Linked DNA regions of Homo sapiens: region 1 is linked to region 2. A link is an interaction called in ENCODE POLR2A ChIA-PET data of the cell type or tissue named here. Cell type or tissue: PC-9. All regions are shown on one strand. Links, peaks and the distances in the headings refer to the core of each region. The heading gives the core; the rest is flanking DNA. Region 1 overlaps ARHGAP35 (Rho GTPase activating protein 35). Region 2 has its middle 8.8 kb from the start of SLC1A5.

What was found. Peaks named below come from ENCODE experiments on the same cell type or tissue, not always from the same donor. Only the 100,000 strongest peaks of a DNase experiment are listed, where the experiment ranks them.
Region 1: POLR2A ChIA-PET joins it to region 2 with 10 read pairs; 6 of 35 experiments call an interaction of 5 or more read pairs at or near these places.

Annotation. Positions count from the first base shown.
Region 1 is chr19:47,001,896-47,010,219 of GRCh38, reverse strand. It overlaps ARHGAP35 (Rho GTPase activating protein 35), which reads right to left. Exons shown (of 7, transcript NM_004491.5): 7 at 5,143-8,324. Among named protein-coding and RNA genes, the nearest start is that of NPAS1, 14 kb to the left of the region's middle. RefSeq lists enhancers at 4,215-4,793, 6,267-7,013, 7,014-7,759. In PC-9, for the core only: no CTCF peak of the experiment used is centred there; no DNase peak of the experiment used is centred there.
Region 2 is chr19:46,793,251-46,801,574 of GRCh38, reverse strand. No RefSeq gene overlaps it. Among named protein-coding and RNA genes, the nearest start is that of SLC1A5, 8.8 kb to the right of the region's middle. In PC-9, for the core only: no CTCF peak of the experiment used is centred there; DNase peaks (open chromatin) are centred at 4,894, 5,204 and 8,224; H3K4me3 peaks cover 631 bases; H3K27ac peaks cover 1,880 bases.

The DNA.
Region 1 (8,324 bases), core at 278-8,277, 210 kb before region 2:
CAGACACGGCAACCATCCGATTTCTCAATCTTTTCCCCACCTTTCCCGCCTTTCTATTCCACAAAACCGCCATTGTCATCCTGGCCCGTTCTCAATGAGCTGTTGGGCACACCTCCCAGACAGGGTGGTGGCCGGGCAGAGGGGCTCCTCACTTCCCAGTAGGGGCGGCCGGGCAGAGGCGCCCCTCACCTCCCGGACGGGGCGGCTGGCCGGGCGGGGTGCTGACCCCCCCACCTCCCTCCCGGACGGGGTGGCTGCCGGGCGGAGACGCTCCTCACTTCCCAGACTGGGTGGCTGTCGGGCGGAGAGGCTCCTCACTTCTCAGACGGGGCGGCTGCCGGGCGGAGGGGCTCCTCACTTCTCAGACGGGGCGGCCGGGCAGAGATGCTCCTCACCTCCCAGACCGGGTCGCAGCCGGGCAGAGGTGCTCCTCACATCCCAGACGGGGCGGCGGGGCAGAGGCGCTCCCCACATCTCAGACGATGGGCGGCCGGGCAGAGACGCTCCTCACTTCCTAGATGTGATGGCGGCCGGGAAGAGGTGCTCCTCACTTCCTAGGTGGGATGGCGGCCGGGCGGAGACGCTCCTCACTTTCCAGACTGGGCAGCCAGGCAGAGGGGCTCCTCACATCCCAGACGATGGGCGGCCAGGCAGAGACGCTCCTCACTTCCCAGACGGGGTGGCAGCCGGGCAGAGGCTGCAATCTCGGCACTTTGGGAGGCCAAGGCAGGCGGCTGGGAGGTGGAGGCTGTAGCGAGCCGAGATCACGCCACTGCACTCCAGCCTGGGCACCATTGAGCACTGAGTGAATGAGACTCCGTCTGCAATCCCGGCACCTTGGGAGGCCGAGGCTGGCGGATCACTTGCGGTTAGGGGCTGGAGACCGGCCCGGCCAACACAGCGAAACCCCGTCTCCACCAAAACCAGTCAGGCGTGGCGGCGCGAGCCTGCAATCGCAGGCACTCCGCAGGCTGAGTCAGGAGAATCAGGCAGGGAGGTTGCAGTGAGCTGAGATGGCAGCAGTACTGTCCAGCTTCGGCTCGGCATCAGAGGGAGACCGTGGAAAGAGAGGGAGAGGGAGACCGTGGGGAGAGGGAGAGGGAGACGGAGAGGGAGAGCTCCTAATTTTGTATTTTTAGTAGAGACGGGGTTTCTTCATGTTGCTCAGGCTGTGTCTTGAACTCCCGATCTCAGGTGATCTGCCCGCCTCGGCCTCTCAAAGTCCTGGGATTACAGGCGTGATCCACTGCACCTGGCCCCAAGCTGCTAATTAAAAAAAGAAATGTTTTGTAGAGACAAGGTCTAACTTTGTTGAACAGGCTGTTCTTGAATTCCTGGGCTCAGGTGATCCTCCTCTCTTGGCCTCCCACAGCACTATGATGACAAGTATGAGCCACCATGCTCAGCTCAGAAAGTACTCTGAAAGAACTTATTTTTTTCCTTTGAAAGCACGGAGAGTCTACGGCCATACACCCTGAACCCACTCGATCTCATCTGAAAGCAAAGAGACCCATCTTGGCTGGGGGAGTCAGGGAGGGCTTTCCCTGTGGAGGAGTCTGAGGAGCTGAAATCTGAAGGACCAGGAGAAAGTTAGCAAGGTGGGATGGCCTCAAGGGAGGACAGTCTTGGAGGAGGAGGGGACAATACTGCAAAATGCCCGAGGTGGGCAGGCCCCAGGGGAGTTGGAGTATCTGGACCAGAGTGCAAGGAAAGGCTCCTGGGAGGTGGGCGGGGTCGGGGGTGGGACCCTGTGGAAGAGTTCAGGCTTCCTCTAAGGGCATTGGAGATCCCTGGAGGATGTTACGGGAGGAGACACATGGCTAGATGTGAGATCTGATCTGCCCTCATGGAGATGGGAGTGGGTGAGCATGGAGGGCAGATGTCTTGGTGAGATCAGACAGGGCTGGGGTGCAGGGAGCAGGAAGGGGAGTGTGCTGGAAGGCAAAATGGAACTGGGAGTTGTACCTGGTTGACTGGAAGGGAGAGAGACACCCCAAGGGGGCCCCCAGGGTCTCTCTCTGGCTTGAGGGGGGGATCCTGGGGAATGGACCTGTTTGGAGAAAGGGTCAGGAGTTTGGCTGTGGGTGTGTCACAGTGGAGTCCCCAAGTAGAGTGTCATAGACAGGTGGATATGATGTTTTGCTTGCAGCGGAGGTCTAGGCTGGAGTCACGTGGGAGAGGGTGGTTTACAGATGGGGCAGGTCAAGGGCAAGGTTGAGACCACCGCGTTCGAAAAACCGAATGAAGGCTTACCACGCATAAGGCATCTTGTTGGGCCTCCTGGGGTGGCCTATCTGGGAGCCGCGAAGCTGCCCCCCAAAGCTCTCAACGTGGGTGCTGGTGGTTGTGAGGCTCGTGTTTAGAAAGCACACAAGTCTTGAAGAGCAAGAGCGAGAGAAGGCTGAGCACAGGGGCTCACGCCTGCCCTCCCAGTGCTTTGGGAGGCTGAGGTGGAAGGATTGCTTGAACCCGGGAGGTGGAGGCTGCAGTAAGCTGAGATCACACCACTGCACTCCAGCCTGGGCGACAGAGCAGGACTTTGTCTCAAAAAAAAAAAAAAAAAAAAAAAAAAAAAAGTCCGGGCATGGAGGCTCATGCCTGTAATCCTGTAATCCCAGCGTTTTGGGAGGCCGAGGCGGGTGGATCACGAGGTCAAGAGATCAAGACCATCCTGGCTAACATGGTGAAACCCCATCTCTACTAAAAATACAAAAATTAGCTGGGCATGGTGGCGGCACCTGTAATCCCAGCTACTCGGGAGGCTGAGGCAGGAGAATCACTTGAATCCAGGAGGCAGAGGTTGCAGTGATCCGAGATCGCGCCATCACACTCCAGCCTGGGCAACAGAGGGAGACTCCGTCTAAAAAAAAAAAAAAGACACTCCTTGGCCAGTCAGCACCCAGAGCCCACTGCCTATCTGGTTCTGGTCTCTCCCTCAACCCAGCTTAGCACAGAGCGGGGCCCCCAGATGGCTCAGCCTTTGCCCAAAGAAGGGAGGAACAGGCCGGGCATGGTGGCTCATGCCTGTCATCCCAGTGCTTTGGGAGGTCGAGGCAGGAGGATCGCTTGAACCCAGGAGCTCAAGACCAGCTTGAGCAATAGAGCGAGATCCCATCTCTGAAAAAAAAAAAAAAAAAAAAAAAAAAGCCAGATGTGGTAGCATGTGCCTCTGTAGTCCCAGCTACTTGGAGGCTGAGGTGGGAGGATTGCTTCAGCCTGCGAGTTCAAGGCTGAAGTGAGCCGTGTTTGTGCCACTGCATTCCAGCCTGGACAACAGACTAAGAAAAGGAAAAAAAAAAATAGAGAAGACAGGTTTCTGTCAGCACACATTGAGTACCAACTGCACACCAGGAGGATGTAGAGATTTAATTCAAAAAAACAAAGGAGAAACCCTGGAGCGCTCACGGGGAGTGACATAAACCCCCAGCAGGTAAATCCCAGCTGCAGGGTGAATCCGTGAGTGGAGAGGGTCAGGGATGTTTCTGGAGAAAGACTGGCTTTGAAGAACAGGGTAGGATCTGATGGGCAGGCTAGAGGTTTGGGGAAGGGTGGATGGAAGGAATTTCAGGCAGAGGGAAGTGCTCAAAGCAAGGATCTGGAAGCAGAAAGCAGCCAGCTGCACTCAAAAGAATGAGACTCGGCCAGGCGAGGTGGCTCACGCCTCTAATCCCAGCACTTTGGGAGGCTGAGGTGGGCGGATCACCTGAGGCCAGGAGTTCGAGACCAGCCTGGCCAACATGGAGAAATCCCGTCTCTACTAAAAATATAAAATTAGCCAGGTGTGGTGGTGCATGCCTGTAATCCCAGCTACTCAGGAGGCTGAGGCAGGAAAATCCCTTGAACCGGGGAGGCGGAGGTTGTAGTGAGCCTAGATCGAGCCACTGCACTCCAGCCTGGGCAACAAGAGCAAAACTCTGTCAAAAAAAAAAAAAAAAAAAAAAAAAAAAAAAAAGACTAATTTTGACTGATGTTGGGGAGTTGGGTTAGAGGAGTGGGAGAGAAGAGCAGGATGGATCCAGACAGAGCGTGGGGTTCTGCATGGATGCCAAGGAGCCTGGGCTATGGTCAGTAGGCATCTCCGTTTGTTTGCCTGCCTGGCTGAGGCAGTGGCAAACAGACGTCATCTCTGGTGCCAGCCCCTATTGATTGGCAGTGGCTGCCTGGAGAGGGGTGTGGCAGAGTGCGGTGATCAGCTAGCCATGTCTGCTATGGGCACAGGCAGGGAAGGATGCATCTTGTATGCTGAATAGTTCACTCTTCTGCCATGAATATTGAGGGCAGGGGGGCCATTCAGTGTGTGGGGGTGTCTATCAGAGTCTAGTGAGCTTGAATTCAGGTCTAGGCTAGAATGGAGGCAGAGGGAACAGCAGAGTCACGCTCAAGTGACATTTGGGATCTTAGAAGCAGTCAGGGGTAAGTAAGGAGGGGGCCAAGGATAGAGCAAACTTGAGCCTGGGAGACTGGAAAGAGGAAGATATTCCTAACGAGAGTTTTTTAGGGGGTGAGCAGAGAGGAGGTGTTTTTGGTGGCAAGGCTTCTTTGGGAAGCAGCCCACCTCCGTCCCTGGAGGTGCTGTCCTGGATGACGGTGGTGACGGTGGCTAACTCTGGCATAGAGCCTGGGTCTCTGACCCCAGGGCCAGCACCAGGGAGTGAGTGTGACCTTAGGCTCTCCCCTCTCAGAACTTCAGCCCTGACCCCTCCCTTGAGAAGGGTCTGAGGTCGGCCACCTCCTGGCCACAAGCCTGCTCATGACCCTGCCCCTGGAACTCACCCAGGAAGTGAACAGGGGCATCTGACTCCCGGTACCACCCGCGTGGCCTCAGGCCGGAGGGGAGTGGGAAGGAAGGTCAGGAGCGGCACCTCTGGCATCCCCTCCCCACGCCTGCCTGCAGCTCCTGCGGCCATGGGGGTTTGTGGGAGGCACTTTAGGTGATGCTGAGAAACCACAGGAATGACGCGGCCTTCTGGGAAGCTGTGCTGGAGAGGAAAGCAGGTGAGAGCCGGGAGGGGGGGCTCGTGCTGGCCGAGGCCTCTCCTGTGGGAGCCTCCTGCTTCCCCCCCCGGGCGCCTAAGCCTGTGAAACCCTGGTGTGTGCTGCACTGGCCCGGTAAGGAGGAGGCCCCCCTTCACTTCTCTCAGGTTTGGTTTTTTACAAGATTCATTTATTAACTATGATACAGATCACATAAGGCCTTTTGTTTTTTACACCATTCCCATTGAGACAAGTACAATACTTTGTAGCAAATACATGATTTTAAAAAACAAAACCAAACAAAAACACCTCAGTCAGAGATGCCTCAGCCTTCATTGAGGGCTGACCATGCACTAATCAGGTTGGAGCCTCAAAAAACCCACGATGTGTTTTTAAAAAAAAGTCTGGAAATTAAGCAAACATTCCTAACACCAGCTAGACGATGTTCCGGTTAAAGCCCCTAAAATACAAAGAAATAATTGTTATACTTTCTTTACATACAGGTCTTCACTTTTGCTGCGAAACAGAATTTTGGGCACACAGCCAGACTACTAACACATTTCAATACCATTAATATGTTTTGTTTTTTCTCAGAAACTCAAAATATTTGTTAATTCAACATATATAAAGATCATTTAACATGTGAAAATACAAGTACCAGAAAAATAAGCTGGCAGCAGCACTATTCCAAATTTTCAAACAAGTTTTATTTCCATACAATTCTGACATTTCCGTTTTTTTGTTTTTTTCTTAAATGTACACAGGGAACATGATTCTTTTTATGCAAACAATAACTTAGGCCTGTAGCATCGCTGCCGGCTCCGCCACGGGAGGGCTGGGGGAGGCCAGCCCAGGTCAGCAGTGGCCGAGGTGACAGACCGCCTCCTGCTCTGTCCCCCGCGCGCGCCGCGCATTGGCCACGCTGCACCGACCGCACCGCGGCCGCGCCCCCACCGGACCCGCGACAGAAACTGCCCCCTTCCTGGGCCACTTTCTGACCTGGACACAGACGATGTCCTCCGAGGGAGGGAGCCCACCCCCGTTACACCTCAGAGCCACGAAGCCGGCGCCCGCTCCCTGCCGCAGCTTCCCCGGATCCCTGCGCTGCCCTCGGGAAAGCAGCGACTCAACCAGACCCAGCCCCCCGCGCGGCAGGGGCCCTCCTGGCCACCGCACCCTACTTTTTCTAGCCGGCGCCCCCAAAGCAGTGGCTTCTCATAGGAAAGGATGGGAGGGGGGCGCAGCTGAGGTGACTCTTGATGACAAGTCACTGCAGCTGGCCTGCTGTGAAGTTTTGTGTGTGTGTGTGTGTGTGTGTGTGTGTGTGCGTGTCCAGAATGCCTGGTGGCCTGCGGGGGTCTTTACCAAGGGGATGCTGGCTTGACCCAGGCCTCCTTTCCCTAAGAGCAGCAGGAGCTGAGTGAGGCACAGGGATGCCCCCATCCCCTTCTGGCCAGCGAGCTGCTCCTATGATGTCACCCTCTGTCCACCGTGACAAAGACAGACACATCCTGCAGAAGAATCTGGGTCGCAGCAGGTGCCCTGCCTCCAGCAGGAAGCAAAACCAAGGCGGTGGAGGCAGGAGAGCACGGAGACAGACGCCCCGAAGCTCTCTCCCTGTTCCTCCCCAAACGCTAGGCGATGGGAAAGACGGGGACAATGCAGAGTAAATGTGTGCCGTGACACCCAGTATGCGACACAAGCCAAGAATTCTAAGTGGATTCACGAGCCACGCCACCCAGCCTTGGGTCTTCCCTCTTCAGCCGTCAGAGCCAGGATCAGTCTCTGGCTTTGCACCAAGGGCTGCTGTCCCCTCACACGGTGTCTGCGCTCTCGCTGGGCAGGGGTGGCTGCCCCACGTCCCCATTCTGGACAAGCCAACGCCCTCCCACCCAGTGCTGAGAGCTGCATGCGAGTCCCATGAGCACCCTCTGTGCACACACCTTCCAGAACTTAGAGCCCCAACAAAAGCGGGAGTGGGGGCAGCATGGTCCCAACAATCCCCAGGGACGCTCCTCTGTGGCTCCCATGCAAGTGCCCATTTGGGCTGCACGCTTCCCTGACCGGACGCTGAAGGCCGGCCTGCCACGACTGGCCATGCCCCTCAAACGACCGAGATGTCCTCTAGTCCCTCAGCCCGGAGCAGCAGATGAGAGGCTGAAGTTAGCGGGGGAAACAAGAGGAACCCTGTGGCTTCCTGTGCATGGGGGCTCCCTTTGGACATAAGCTGCCACAGTCCCTGCCTGCCCACCTTGGCTGACAAGGCGCTGCATTGGGAGTGCCCCAGACCTAGTTTCAGGTACTTCTGTGAGGAGAGGGGTAGAGAGCCCAGGTGCTCCTCCTCACCACCCCCTCCACACTCCTGGGGAAGTCACTGGCCGCACATACATCTGTGGAATCGGGCCAGGTGGCTTGGGACGTGGCTTTTGTGCTCACACAAAAGAGGTGGCAGTGTTAGCTCAAGCAGTGAGGGGGACTGGGCTGCTTTTGCCTGCGTTCACACAGGGACGGCCCAGGGCACCACCATGCTTTCCCTCCACCCCCAATTACGTGAGGAGCTGACCAGGTGAGCATAACCTCGAAAAGGGGGCGGGGTCAGTAAATGGGGCCGTTTCCTCATCTGCTGGGGTCCAGGGCTGGGGGAGTTTGGGAACGTTTCTGCCAACCTCAGCTAAAACGAAACACAGATGTCACCTTCCAGCCAACCCTGGGCCTACAGGGCCAGGCACAGCTCCACCAGAAGAGACAAAAATTCATCATCCAACATTCACAGAAAACACGCCTGAACCCTGGGTTTGTTCTCCGATTTGTGTTCCTCAAAAGGCGGTAAAACTTGCAAGGTTAGGTGTTTCCAAGCACCTTCGTTGGCCATTGAGAACTGGAGACAGTGAGCCAGCCGTCCCCAGAGGGAGCTCGGGAGCCGAAGGGCCACTCCCGTCTCCAACCACTGCAGGCGGGCACGGGCAGGGCAGCTGCAGACGCCCGGGAAAGGTGTCCATCAGGCCCCCTGGAATACACCACAGATCCTATTTCTTAAAGTGCAACGAGCCCCAAGGGCTGTCTGGCATGGGGCCCTCTGCACCCCACTAGCTCTCGCCTGGGGGGTGCCTAGTGTCAGGCTTCCTGGCCGCAGAGGCCACAGCCCAGCCATGCAAGTTTGAGGTGCTGGGGGGCAGAGGTGGCCAGGAGAAGAGCTTTTCCTGGGGCAGTGGGAAGGCTGGGCTAGGGTGGTGGTGGATGATATGCAGGCACAGCGCCTCTGGGTCAGCGAAGACCAGGAAGGATGCCCCTTCGAGGGCACCAGCAGACCGCCATTCCTTCAAAGTGCCCCACCTCGCCCACATCCCCAT
Region 2 (8,324 bases), core at 321-8,320:
CACCTTGGCTGGATTTTGGGGGAGGTGGGGAGGGCAGTGCCTGCCACCCCAGCTTTGGGCTTCAAGGCTCAGAAACCTGAGTTACCTTTTTTTTTTTGAGACGGAATCTCGCTCTGTCGCCCAGGCTGGAGTGCAGTGGAGCCATCTCGCCTCACTGCAAGCTCCTCCTCCCAGGTTCACGCCATTCTCCTGCCTCAGCCTCCCGAGTAGCTGGGACTACAGGCTCCTGCCACCACGCTCGGCTAATTTTTTGTATTTTTAGTAGAGAAGGCGTTTCACCACGTTGCCCAGGCTGGTCTGGAACTCCTGGTCTCATGTGATCTGCCCACCTCGGCCTCCCAAAGTGCTGGGATTACAGGTGTGAGCCACCACGCCCGGCCCTGAGTTACAATTGCACCAGGAGCCACTGGGGCCTGCCACCCTGCAGCTGGGGGAGACAGGGCTGAGCCGCCCAGACAGGCCAGCTCTTAAATAAACAATCAGGGAGGTAGGAAGAGAAGGGCAGGGCTGTTCTCCAGTTCCCCAGGCTGGAATGTGCAACGCTCCTGACATCTCCTCCTTTCCTTCCTGTTTCTTTCTCTTTTTTATTTTTAATTTAATTTACTTTTTAATTTTTTTAATTTTTATTTTATTTTATTTATTTATTTTTGAGACGACATTTCGCTCTTGTCACCCAGGCTGGCGTGCAATGGTGTGATCTTGGCTCACTGCATCCTCCACCTCCCGGGTTCAAGTGATTCTCCTGCCTCAGCCTCCTGAGTATCTGGGATTACAGGCGCCCACCACCACATCCGGCTAATTTTTTGTATTTTTAGTAGAGATGAGGTTTCGCCGTCTTGGCCAGGCTAGTCTCAAACTCCTGACCTTAGGTGATCCACCCACCTCCGCCTCCCAAAGTGCTGGGATTAAGGCATGAGCCACTGAGCCCAGCCTTTTTTTTTTTTTTTTTTTGAGATGGAGTCACTTGAACCCACTTCCTGGGTTCAAATGATCCTTCAGCCTCAGCCTCTGGAGTAGCTGGGATTACAGAGGTGAGCCAGTGCTCCCGGTCCTCCTTCCTATTTCTGAAAGCAAAGCATCAACCCACATTCCTGAAGACCCTTCTGTGTGCCTGGCCCCAGGCAGGGCCGTGCTTGGGACACAGTGGAGGTGGAGACAGCCAACCCCCACCCTCAGTCCAATGGAGGTGGCAAACCGTGGTCCCCAGACTTTGACCACTCAGGGTGGCCAGGGCTGGGATTAGGAGTCCAGGGGCCTGGGGGAAGCCTGGGGAGACACGTGACCCAGACTGGTGGACTCAGCAGATTCCTGAGTGGAAATGTGAAGATTCTGGAGAAATGAAGAGAAAAATGTGCGAGGAGGCCGGGCGCGGTGGCTCACGCCTGTAATCCCAGCACTTTGGGAGGCCGAGGCGGGTGGATCACGAGGTTGGGAGATCGAGACCATCCTGACTAACACGGTGAAAACCCATCTCTACTAAAAGTACAAAAATAAAATTAGCCGGGCATGGTGGCGGGCGCCTGTAATCCCAGCTATTCAGGAGGCTGAGGCAGGAGAATCGCTTGAACTTGGCAGGCGGAGCTTGCAGTGAGCCGAGATCGCGCCCCTGTACTCCAGCCTGGGCGACAGAGCAAGACTCCCTCTCAAAAAAAAAAAAAAATGTGTGAGGAAAGGAGTGACGTGGTGAGACTCATGGACCACAGAAGGCTTGGCACACCAGTGTTTCTCAAGTAATTTTGAACTAGAGACACCTGATCCACAACAGGATGTATACATTTCATGTATTTATTTTATGATTATTTATTTTATCTATTTATTTATTTATTTATTTGAGACAGAGTCTCGTTCTGTCGCCCAGACTAGAGTACAGTGGTGTGATCTCAGCTCACTGCAACCTCCGCCTCGCGGGTTCAAGTGATTCTCCTGCTTCAGCCTCCCGAGTAGCTGGGATTTCAGGGGACTGCCACCACACTCGGCTAATTTTTGTATTCATAGTAGAAATGGGGTTTCACCATGTTGGCCAGGCTGGTCTCGAACTCTTGACCTCAAGTGATCTGCCAGCTTTGGCCTCCCAAAGTGCTGGGATTACAGGTGTGAACCACCGTGCCTAGCATATTTATTTTATTTTTAGAGATGGGGTCTCGCTCTGTTGCCCAGGCTGGAATGCAGTGGTGAGATCACTGCAGCCTCCAATTTCTGAGCTCAAGGAATTTAATTTAGAGATGGGGACTTGCTGTGTTGCCCAGGCTGGTCTGAACTCCTAGGCTCAAGGAGTCTTCCCACCTCAGCCTCTCACTAGCAGGGACTTGGGTGCAAGCTACCACACCCTAGCTAGATGTATATTTTACCTGGAATGCAGTATGTGTGCAAATATGTATATAAATTAAGCAAAAATTTCACAAAATAATAATTACTTTTACAATGCACTCTGGTGTGTGTGTGTGTTAAGACTGAAGTTCAGTGGCACAATCGTACCTCACTGCAGCCTCGATCTCCTGGGCTCAGGTGATCCTCCTGCCCCTGCCTCCTGAGTAGGTAGGATTATAGTTGCATGCCACCACACCTATCTATTTTTTTAATGTTTTTGTAGACATGGGGTCTCACTACACTGCCCAGGCTAGAGTGCAGTGGCCCAATCATAGCTCATTGCAGCCTTGATCTCCTGGGTTCAAGCAATCCTCCTGCCTCAGCCTCCCAAGTAGCTAGGTTTTCTTGTCTTTTCAGCCTTTCATATTGAACCCATTGTTTTCTTTGGCCCTACTATACTCACTTCCTAGTGAATCTCCAACCAGTCCCATGAATTTACATACCCTGTATCCATGCATGGCTCCTGTGGTTGGCTGCCTAATAAACCTCAAAGATATCCTGGTCCCTAGAACCTGTGAATATTACTTTAAATGACAACAGAGACTTGGCAGATGTGAGTCAATAAAAGATCTTGAGATGGAGAGATGATCCTGGCCTAACTGGGTGGGCCGTAAATTAATCCCGAGTGCCCTTATAAGAGAGGGGCAGAAGGATATTTGACATAGAAGAGAATGAAGGCAGTGGGATGATGGAAGCAGAGAGATTTGAAGATTCTATGCTGCTGGTTTTGAAGATGGAGGAAAAGGCCATGAGCCGAGGAACACAGATGACCTCGAGAAGCTGGAGAAGGCAAGGATGTAGATTCTCCTCTAGAGCCTCCTAACAGAGCGTGGCCCTGCTAACGCTTTGGTTTCAGCCCAGTGAAACCATTTCGAACTTCACTCTCTGGATTTTTTTTTTTTTTTTTAAGAGAGGGTATTGCTCTGTCACCCAGGCTGGAGTGCCATGATGTGATCTTGGCTCACTGCAGCCTCTGCCTCCTGGGCTCAAATGATCCTCCTGCTTCAGACTCCCAATTAGGTGGGACTACAAGCATGAGCCACCATGCCTGGCTAAGTTTCGCATTTTTGTAGAGACAGGGTTTTGCTATGTTGTCCAGGCTGGAATCTCTGGACTTTTCAGAGAATAAACCCATGTAATTTTAAGCCTCCCACAACCTCCTGGGGTATTTATTAAATGCAGATTCTAGCAGTCCAGGAATCTTTTTTTTTTTTTTTTTTTTTAACAGGATCTTGCTCTGTCACTTAGGCTGGAGTGCTGGAGTGCAGTGGCATGATCTTGACTCACTGCAATCTCTGCCTCCTGTGTTCAAGCAATTCTCCTGCCTCAGTCTCCCAAATAGCTGGGATTATAGGCATGCACCACCACAGCCTGAGTAATTTTTGTATTTTTAGTAGAGATGGGGTTTCACCATATTGGCCAGGCTGGTCTTGAACTCCTGACCTCAGGTGATCCACCTGCCTTGGCCTCCCAAAGTGCTGGGATTACAGGGATGAGGCACTGTGCCTGGCCTGCTTTTTTTTCTTATGTGAAAGGAAAATAAATCTTGGGTCTGTCCCCAAAATCGCTAAGCCAAGGGAAAAGTTAAGCTGGGAACTATGTCAGACAAATCTGCCTCCCATTTTATCCCTAAATAAGATAGCTACAAAGATTAAAAAAAAAAAAAAGCTACATATCTCCCTCACAATTTGCCCACAAGGAAATTCCTTGTGAGCCTCAAGATTTTTACCCTAAAACAGTTCTGTTGAATTTCACCCTGGTCACATAAACTGATAGCTCGTCTTCACAGGTAGAAAGTCATCCCTCTGCTCATTTAAGACTAATGCATATCTGATTGCTTCCTCTGTCCTACTGTTTTTATTTATTTATTTATTTATTTATTTATTTATTTATTTATTTGAGAGGGAGTCTCGCTCTGTCGCCCAGGCTGGAGTGCAGTGGCGCGATCTCAGCTCACTGCAAGCTCCTCCTCCTGGGTTCACGCCATTCTCCTGCCTCAGCTTCCCGAGTAGCTGGGACTTCAGACGCCCGCCACCACGCCTGGCTAATTTTTTGTATTTTTAGTAGAGACGGGGTTTCACCGTGTTAGCCAGGATGGTCTCGATCTCCTGGCCTCGTGATCCGCCCGCCTTGGACTCCCAAAGTGCTGGGATTACAGGCGTGAGCCACCGCTCCCGGCCCCTACAAAAAAATTTAAGAAATTAGCCAGGCATGTTTGCGTGTGCCTATAGTCCTAGCTACTCAGGAGGCTGAAGCAGGAGGATAGCCTGAACCCAGGAGTTTGAGGCTGCAGTGAGCTATGATTGCGCCACTGAACTCCTGGCTGGGCGAGAGAGCAAAACTGTTTCAAGAAAAGAAAAGAAAAGAGAAAAAAGACAAGACAATACAAGACAAGACCTAAAGCCATTTCCTAGGTGGCAAACTGAGGCCAGAAAGGGCCTCTCTGCTCTGTGGGATCCAGCCTCTTCCTGGTCTCTCTCACCCCCTTCCTGGAGCCCCAGGCCTTTTTTTTTTTTTTTTTTTTTTTTTTTTCCAATGATGAAATCAGAATCTGGGTAGGAGGTTTGGCTTAGGGGGAGGAAAGCCGGCTGAGACCAGCTGGTATATTTTCCTCTCTAAGAAGCGGGAGGGCAGGGTGTGAGGCGTTCCAGGCAACATCATCCAAACCCTCAAACCATGCCCTCTTGGCTTAGACCCACCCCACATTCCCTGAAGGGTCTAGGATTCTGGGGTCTCCTGAGTCCTGGAGCCTCCTCCCTCCAACATCCCCCTGTCTGGCACCTCTAGCCCTAGAGTGGGTGGGCAGTGACTAGGCTGAGCCTGGCCTGTGCTCAAGTTGCCCAACTGGCCTGGGCCTCTTGTCCAAACCCTGGGGCGCTGATTACCTGGAGGGCTGCCAGAGCTTCCACACCGCAGCCCGGTCACCAGCTGCTGGGTCCCTCAGGGGCCTCTCAGGCCTCCCTTTGTCCAGTGGTCCCTGGGTCCTCAGGGGAAAAGCTCCCAGCTTGTGAATCTGTGCCCGGGGTATGCACTGGAAGCGATCTCTTTTCTTTTCTCTTTTATTTTATTTTTCGGAGATGGGGTCTCACTCTGTCTCCCACGCTGGAGTGCAGTGGCACGATCTCAGCTCACTGCAACATCCACCTCCTAGGCTCAGGCGATCTTCTCACTACAGCCTCCAGAATAGGTGGGACTACGGGCCTGCGTCACCACGCCCGGCTAATTTTTGTATATTTGGGGGTAGAGACGGGGTTTTGTCATGTTACCCAGGCTGGTCTCGAACTCCTGGACTTGAACTATCCACCTGTCTTGACCTCCCAACGTGGTGGGATTACAGGTGTGAGCTACCGCACTCAGCCTAGAAGAAATCTTTCTTTCTTTTCCGTTCTTTATAATATTTATCTGCAAAAAGTCGTCATAACTTAAAATACCATGGGGTTGTGATTTGCCGGGCACCAACCAAAGCACTCCATACACATGAACTCTGCTCACCCCTCCGTGATCTCCAAGGCAGAAGCTACAGTGATCCCCACTGCACAGCCCGGCAAACTGAGACAGGAGAGTTGAATGATTTGCCCAAGATCTTTCAGCTGCTAAGTGAGATCCAAGGTCAAGATGACAGATTTCAGGGTCCCGGCACCGAACTGTAAAGCCACAGCTTTCCTTCCTGAAAGCAAATCCTTTTAGCAGTTTCTGCAAATTCTTGAATAGTCAATGCATTTAAAAGAGATGCTGTTGGCTGGGCGCGGTGGCTCACACCTGTAATCCCAGCACTTTGGGAGGCTGAGGTGGGTGGATCACCTGAGGTCAGGAGTTTGTGACCAGCCTGACCAACATGGTGAAACCCCATCTCTACTAAAAATACAAAAAAAATTAGCTGGGTCTGGTGGCGGGTGCCTGTAATCCCAGCTACTCTTGAGGCTGAGGCAGGAAAATCACTTGAACCCAGGAGGTGGAGGTTGCAGTGAGGCAAGATTGTGCCATTGCACTCCAGCCTGGGCGACAGAGTGAGACTCTGTCTCAAAAAAATAAATAAATAGAAATAAAAAATTTGCTGGGTGCAGTGGCTCACGCCTGTAATCCCAGCACTTTGGGTGGCTGAGGTGGGCAGATCACAAGGTCAGGAGATCGAGACCATCCTGGCCAACACGGTGAAACCCCGTCTCTACTAAAAATACAAAAATTAGCCGGATATGGTGGCACACGCCTGTAGTCCCAGCTACTTGGGAGGCTGAGGCAGGAGAATCGCTTGAACCTGGGAGACAGAGGTTGCAGTGAGCTGAGATCACGCCATTGCACTCCAGCCTGGGTGACAGGGTGAGACTCTGTCTCAAAAATAAATAAATAAATAAAATAAAATAAAAATAAAAGATTAAAAAAATTAAAAAATAAAACAGATGCTGTGTTCATTTGCTTTTCCCCATTCTATACACACTTTCTCGCACCTTGATTTTCCCCTTTCTATTTTTTTTTTTTTTTTGAGACAGGGTGTCCCTCTGTCACCCAGGCTGGAGTGCAGTGGTGCAATCTCTGCTCACTGCAGCCTCAACCTCCCAGTCTCAAGTGATCCTCCCACCTCATCCTCCTGAGTAGCTGGGACCACAGACGTGCATCACCACGCCCGGTTAATTTTTGTATTCTTTCATAGAGATGAGCTTTCGAAATGTTGCCCAGGCTGGTCTCAAACTCTTTTTTTTTTTTTTTTTTTTTTTTTTTTGAGATGGAGCCTCACTCTGTCGTCTAGGCTGGAGTGCAGTGGTGCAATACCGTCCTCTGGGTTCAAGTGATTCTCTTGCCTCAGCCTCCTGAGTAGCTGGGATTACAGGTACCCACCACCATGCCCAGCTAATTTTTGTGTTTTTAGTGGAGGTGGGGTTTCACCATGTTGGCCAGGCTGGTCTTGAACTCCTGACCTCAAATGATCCACCCACCTCGGCCTCCCAAAGTGCTGGGATTACAGGCATGAGCCATTGTGCCTAGCCTCGAACTCTTGAGCTTAAGCGATCCTCCTGCCTCAGCTTCCCAGGTTGCTGGGATTACAAGTGTGTGCGCCACTGTGCCTGGCCTCCCTCTATACTTTTGTGACCACCTAATTTTTATTTTTTTAGAGACAAGGTCTCACTGTGTTCCCTAGGCTGGAGTGCAGCAGTGGCACGATCACAGCTCACTATAACCTTGAACTCCAGAGCTCAAGTGATCCTCCTGCCTTGGCCTCCAAAAGTGTTCGAATTATAGTTGTGAACCACTGATCCCAGCCTGATTTATTATTGCAATTTACCCTTCATTCATCTAATTCCTCACTTTTCCTAATGCATGCATACATACATATATATTTCCCTCCACAGCACTTTCTGCTTTGTGACAATAAGTTACAAGCCAGATAACCCACTTAGCCTACATGCATATTATGTTTAGTATTTATTGACCGTGTCCTGCTGCTAGAATATCAGTGCTAGCAGAGAAGGGATTTTCATCTGTTTTGCTCGTGTTTTTCTCATCTGTTTTTCTTTGCCTTTTTTTCTTTTCATGCTTTGTCGCCCAGGCTGGAGTGCAGTGGTGCAATCTTGGTTCACTGCAACCTCTGCCTCTTAGGTTCAAGTGATTCTCCTGTCTCAGCCACTCGAGTAGCTGGGATTACGGGTAGGTAGCACCACGCCCCGCTAATTTTTGTATTTTTAGTTGAGATGAGGTTTCACCATGTTGGCCAGGCTGGTTTTGAATTCCTGGCCTTGAGAGATCCACCCACCTCAACCTTCCAAAGTGCTGGGATTCCAGGAGTGAGCCACTGCTCCCGGCTCCTCATCTGTTTTTCTCAGTGTTTGATAAATATTGGCCAGATGAGTCATCACAACGATCCCATGTCAGCTCATGGGCATCCGTCTCCTTCTATTTGATGTCTCTCAGTCTTCTATTCTGTGGATGTGGTTTGTTGAATGAATGAATAAATGAATCACCAA